Linked DNA regions of Homo sapiens: region 2 is linked to region 1. Evidence: chromatin contacts called from ENCODE Hi-C data. All regions are on one chromosome and are shown on one strand. Each heading gives the region's core, a stretch centred on a gene start or an enhancer-like site at or near the end of the contact. The rest is flanking DNA. Distances are from core to core; before and after follow the strand shown.

What was found. A loop is a pair of places that touch in the nucleus more often than their neighbours do. Pooled maps may share reads with other maps.
Region 2: a loop to region 1 is called in a pooled map, with 2.2 times the contacts of the local background. The contact joins two enhancer-like sites. A Hi-C loop is called at or near these places in 8 of 50 pooled maps.

What each region holds. Positions count from the first base shown.
Region 1 is chr4:150,304,840-150,307,539 of GRCh38, forward strand. All of the region lies in intron 52 of LRBA (LPS responsive beige-like anchor protein), which reads right to left. Among named protein-coding and RNA genes, the nearest start is that of DCLK2, 230 kb to the left of the region's middle. Within about 2 kb of position 1,337, at least 2 of the 41 ENCODE cell types and tissues checked have a DNase peak (open chromatin) inside an H3K27ac peak, as active enhancers do.
Region 2 is chr4:150,721,793-150,724,639 of GRCh38, forward strand. All of the region lies in intron 36 of LRBA (LPS responsive beige-like anchor protein), which reads right to left. Among named protein-coding and RNA genes, the nearest start is that of MAB21L2, 140 kb to the left of the region's middle. RefSeq lists a silencer at 1,165-1,459. Within about 2 kb of position 1,404, at least 10 of the 41 ENCODE cell types and tissues checked have a DNase peak (open chromatin) inside an H3K27ac peak, as active enhancers do.

The sequences.
Region 1 (2,700 bases), core at 87-2,586:
TCTTATTAATAACTAGAAAATCAAAGGTTAAATCCATGTATTTTAACTACTGAAAGAAATACATCATATATACATCATACATCATGAATACATCATATAGTGATGTGATCATAGAGTATATATATGACTTCTGCTTTAGCCTATGCCTAAATGCTGAGAGCACATAAAATATAGGTGTGATTTAAATAGATTATGTATGGGCAGGCTTATTTCAGATTTGAAACCCAACAATCAGTGGGTTGTAGGAGTGAGGAGGAGTGAAATAACTAACCAGGTACTTGAGGTAGACGACATAGAGGAAACCCAGGTGTTCTTAGTGCAGTAGGAGGCTTGCAAAGAACAGCTATTCACTTGGTAACTTAATTTCCAACTCATGTGAGGACAAAGGGAAAAAATGTAGCTGTAAAGGTGGGATGGATTAAATATAGGGGCAGAGTTTTACAAGAGTCACATGGTAATTCTCATGAGTTGAAGTCACTGCTCTGTTTCTCCAATGTCAGTGTAAGGAAACATACATTCAGTCATGGTGGTTCCTTTTCAAAATTTTTAGTGTTTTGATTGTTTTCCAAAAAGTTATCACAATTAGTTTTCATTCAACAAATACTTAGCACCTATTAAGTGCCAAGCATTAGGCCTTCTTACCTGTATACAGTGGTGAACAAATAGACATGGTCCCTGCCCTCATAGCCTTTACAGTCTTGTGGGGCAGACAGTCATTAAACAAACCCAGACTGGTATATAATTATGAATAGGGATGAGTATTATAAAAGAACAAGGTTGGATTAATGACAATAACAAGATAGAACAAATTTACACTGGGTGTCAGGGAAGATCTAAATGAGAGAGTGACATTTAAGCAGTTACATCTAAAGGGTTTTATATGTTAACACAAATTAACTTTATTCTTTACAATTTATACTTTGGGCTCAACTCTGGAAAACATTATTTTTTTAAGTTTACTTTTTCCTGTTCTGGCAGCCTTCCTCAGCAATATTTGTTATTGCTATAAGGTTGAGGTTCACTCCTCCTAAATAAATCACAGCATATAAATACCTGCTGCTCTTTTTGGTAAATTATTTTCTGATAATCTTATAAGTGTTCCTCAACCTTTATTTTTTGTTTCCTTTAATACCAGTCCACCTCTCCACACACTAATATCAAATATTACCACAAGCACTAGAATATCCCTTTTTTGACAGAACAAATTTTCTAGTTAATGTTTTATTTGACAGCTGTGCTACAAATAAAAAAATTCAAGCTCAGGACTCTGCACCACTGAATCTAAAATGTGGCCTGAAAATAATTCCGACTGCCAGGGGAAGGTTTTATTGTTGCCTCTGCTGTTCTGGTTGTGGCCCGAAAACATGATTTATGTTTAAAGAATTTCCTGTTACAATCCATGTTTCTCCTCCCTCCTCCCCAATCTAATAAGAGAAGGATTTTTTTTTTTGGCTTGTGTGCTAAAATATAATTGAATTTAACACTTGTGTTAGCTTTGCCATTATATATTACTGATCATATGATTTTCCCTTGATTCTGTGCTAAACTTAAGAAAAAATATTTAATATTCCTATTGTTGTAAAATCACAGACACATATTTACCTTAACTGAAATTATTTTAAATAAAACTAGCATCAGAGTTTTTATACAAGATATTAAGAAAGACACCAGGACTATCGTTTGAGATTTTTTTTATACAACTTTTCTGGTAAGTATAAATATTTTTATTTCACAAGCTAAGTCAGTCCCACTGAAATGAAGTTTAAGGCTATTCCTTATTTGTACGTTTTATACACACAAACACACACATTTTTAAAGACATTAGAAGGTATTTTGAAAGAGGGAAAAGAATGACATCAGGTTTATTAAGTCTAATGTAACATGGCAAACATACTAGGAACTTAGTGTTACAAATTACAGCATTTTCCCAAAAAAATCAGTGACTGACTGGTAACACCTAGATGAGACAACATGCTATGATCACAAAGTGTGCTACATTTAAAATTTAAAAAGCTAGGTCCAAGGCCTACTTCTGTCACTATTAGCTACATACATTTCAACGAATTACATAATCTCTCTAAACCTCAGTTTTATTATCTGAAAAATGGGGATAAGACACCTGTCTACTTCACAGGATTATTGTGAGACTGAAACAATATCTAGTATGTGAGAGAATTTTATAAATTCTATAAAATTGTGTGAATATAGGATTTTAATTATTAGTGTTATATGAAAGTGAAGTTAGCTTTACTTTACAAATGTTAATACTGAGTGTCTTTAAAAAACAATAATATAGAATGTCAACAAACTAAAAACACTCAAATGTCAAAACCAAAGATTGACATGGTTTGTGATTCCATTTATATGACATTCTGAAAAAGGCACAACTAAAGATGAGGAACAGATTAGTTGTTGCCAGGAGGTTGAGGGTGGGGTAAAAAGTTGACTTCTAGTAGGTGGCACAGGGTATTTGGGGGCGCTCTGCACCTTGATTGTGGTGGTGGTGAATTACTCTATGGTTTGCACTGTAAACCAAAAAGAGTGGTTTACAGTTCTATTAGTTCTATATTACAGTGTAAAATTCATTTTCATGTTTAAAAATGTTTTAATCACTTAAAAAATATATGGAAAAACAATATGAAGTCCAAAAGAATATTTGAGAAAAACTCCAGGAGTTTAAGACCACCCTGGACAACAGAG
Region 2 (2,847 bases), core at 154-2,653, 420 kb after region 1:
TTTTGGTAGAGATGGGGTTTCATCTTGTTGGCCAGGCTGGTCGCGAACTCCTGACCTCAAGTGATCCGCCCACCTTGGCCTCCCAAAGTGCTGGAATTATAGGTGTGAGCCACCACGACCAGCCAGAAATTTACAACTTGAACTGTGACTTTCCAAAATGGAAAATTAGGGCATGTCCTTGGTCTGTGTTCCCCAAATAGTCAATCTTTAAAGAATTCTTCAATTCCTACGGGGCAGTTATGGTCCTTCATTTGTTGATCATCTGCTGTGGCAGCAAGTGCCTCATGCCCTTCCATTGCAATGCAAGCCTTCCACCCTCCCCTCAGAACAGAATGCTGATGTCAGCAGCAGCCTGGTGCTAAATCCAATTTGGAAAAAAAAATAATTTGAGAAAATATATTTCCACACCCAGAAAAAAATATATAAAGTTAAGCAGAATGCCATTCAAATATAAAGATAGCAGGCAAATATTCTTAAACATGGAAGAACTTTAAGTTTACAACACATATAAGCCCCTTGTGGAAAAAGAATAACCATGAAATGCAGCCAATTAAGAACTGAGTCAAAAGAAAGAATCTGGAAATTAAGTTCCAACTAATAAAGTTGGGGAAAATGAAGAGTGAGTATTGAATTCACTTAAATAAAGAACAAATACTCAAGTACTATAAGAAATGTGATTATAAACATGAATGTTATAAATTTAGACAATATGAAAATTAAAATATAACTAAAAATTAGGAGGTGAGGGGAGAGAAAATAAAAGGAACATACAAGTGACTAATATCCTCAGCCTCCATAAGAGAGTGTGAATTGACATATGTAACATAAAAATCAACATCAGAGGAGGGCAGAGCACGATGGCAGAATAGAGGCCTATCCCGTTTGTCCACCCTGCTGCAACACCAAATTTTAACAACTATCTGCACATAGCAAAGCACCATCACTAGAACCAAAAATCAGGTGAGCGATCACAGTACTTGTTTTTAACTTCATATCATGGAAAGAGGCATTGAGGGGGGCAGGAGAGACAGACTTGAATCACTGATGCCACCTCTGCCCCATCGCCCAGCAGTGGCCATGCACTGCAGACAGAAACTGCACTTTGGGGAAGGAGAGCTCAACGACTGGAGAACTTTACATTGGTCTCAGTGCTGCCCTGTCAGAGCAAAGAATAAAGCTATGCTGGGCTCCTTCCATAGAGGGAGCATGAGGACCAGCCCTAGCCAGAGGGGAATGACATATCCCAGGGGACAGAACATGAGTTTCTTGGCAAGCCTCGCCACGCAGGCTAAAGTACACTGGGTTCCTAGATAAACTTGAAAGGAAGTCTAGGACACAAGGACGGCAATTTCTAGGCTCCTCCTAGTGCTGGGTTGGGCTCAGGGCCAGTGAACTAGGGTGGCACATGACCTAGAGACACACCAGCTTGCGTGGCTAAGGAAGTGCTTGCATTAGCCGTGCCCTAACCCCAGGGAGTGAAGCTCATAGCAATGAAAGTTACTCCTTGCTTCTGCTTAATGAGAGGAGAGCAAAGAGTAAAGAGGACTTTGACTTGCATTTTGGATACCAGCTCAGCCACAGTAGGATAGGGCACCAGGCAGAGTCATGAGGCCCCGTTCCAGGCCTTAGCTCTCAGATGATATTTCATTTCTAGACACAACCTGGACCAAAAGTGAACCCAGTGCCTTGAAGGTAAGGATCCAGTCCTGGTAGGATTCATCACCTGCAGATTAAAGAACTCTTGGGCCCTGAATAACCAGCAGTGATAACGAAGGGAATATACCATGTGTCTTGGGCTTTGAGACTTACTAGCTTCAGGGGTGACCCAGCATATTCCCAGCTATGGTGCCTACAGTGAAATACTACTAATGTTTCAGAAAAGCAGAGGGAAAAATAAAGGGAACTTTGTCTTGCATCCTATGTACCAGCTCGGCTACATGGGGGTAGAGCAATAAGCTGGCTCTTGGGGTCCCAAAGTCCAGGCTTAGGCTCTTGGACAGCATTTCCAGATGTGCTTTGGGACAGAGGGGAGCTCACTGACCTAAAGAGCGAGTCTCAGGCCTGGCAGCATTCATCACAAGCTGACAGAAGAGCCCCTAGGCTCTCAGTAAACATCAGTGGTGGCCTGAAGGAATCCCCTGTGGACCGGTGGTGGGGGTGGCCACAGGGAAAGGCAGCTCTGCCTGTGGAAAGTGAAGAGTAGGAAAGACTTTGTATTGTGGTTTGAGTGCAGGCATAATGACAGTAGAATAGAATATCAGGAAAATTGCTAAGCTGTTTAACTCCAGTCCCTGGCTCCCAGACAGCACTTTGGACATTCCCGGAGCCTGTGGGAACTCACGGCCCTGAAGGGAAGAAACTGGGGCAAGACCTAGTGCTGTGCAGGTTTCAGGTCTAACCCAGTGCAGCCCTAGTGGTGGTGGCCACAGACTTACTTGCATCACCACACCCCCAGTTGCAGGTGGCTCAGCAAAGAGAGACAGACCCTGTTTGTATGGGAGAAAGGGAAAAGAACAAGAGCCTCTGGCTGGTAATCCAGATAATTCTTCCACATCTTATCTAAGACCACCAAAATGGTACCTCTACGAGTCAGCAAAAAACACAGCCTTATTGGGGTTGGGGTCCAAGTCCTTTCAAATACCTGGAAAGCCTTCCCAAGGACAACAGTCACAAACAAGCCCAGACTGTGAAGACTACAATAAATACCTAACTCTTCAATGCTCATACACTGAAGAACATTAGCAAGTATAAACATCATCCATGAAAACATGACCTCACCAATGAACTAAATAAGGCACCAGGAACCAATTCTGACGAAACAGAGACATATGACAACTAAGATAGTTA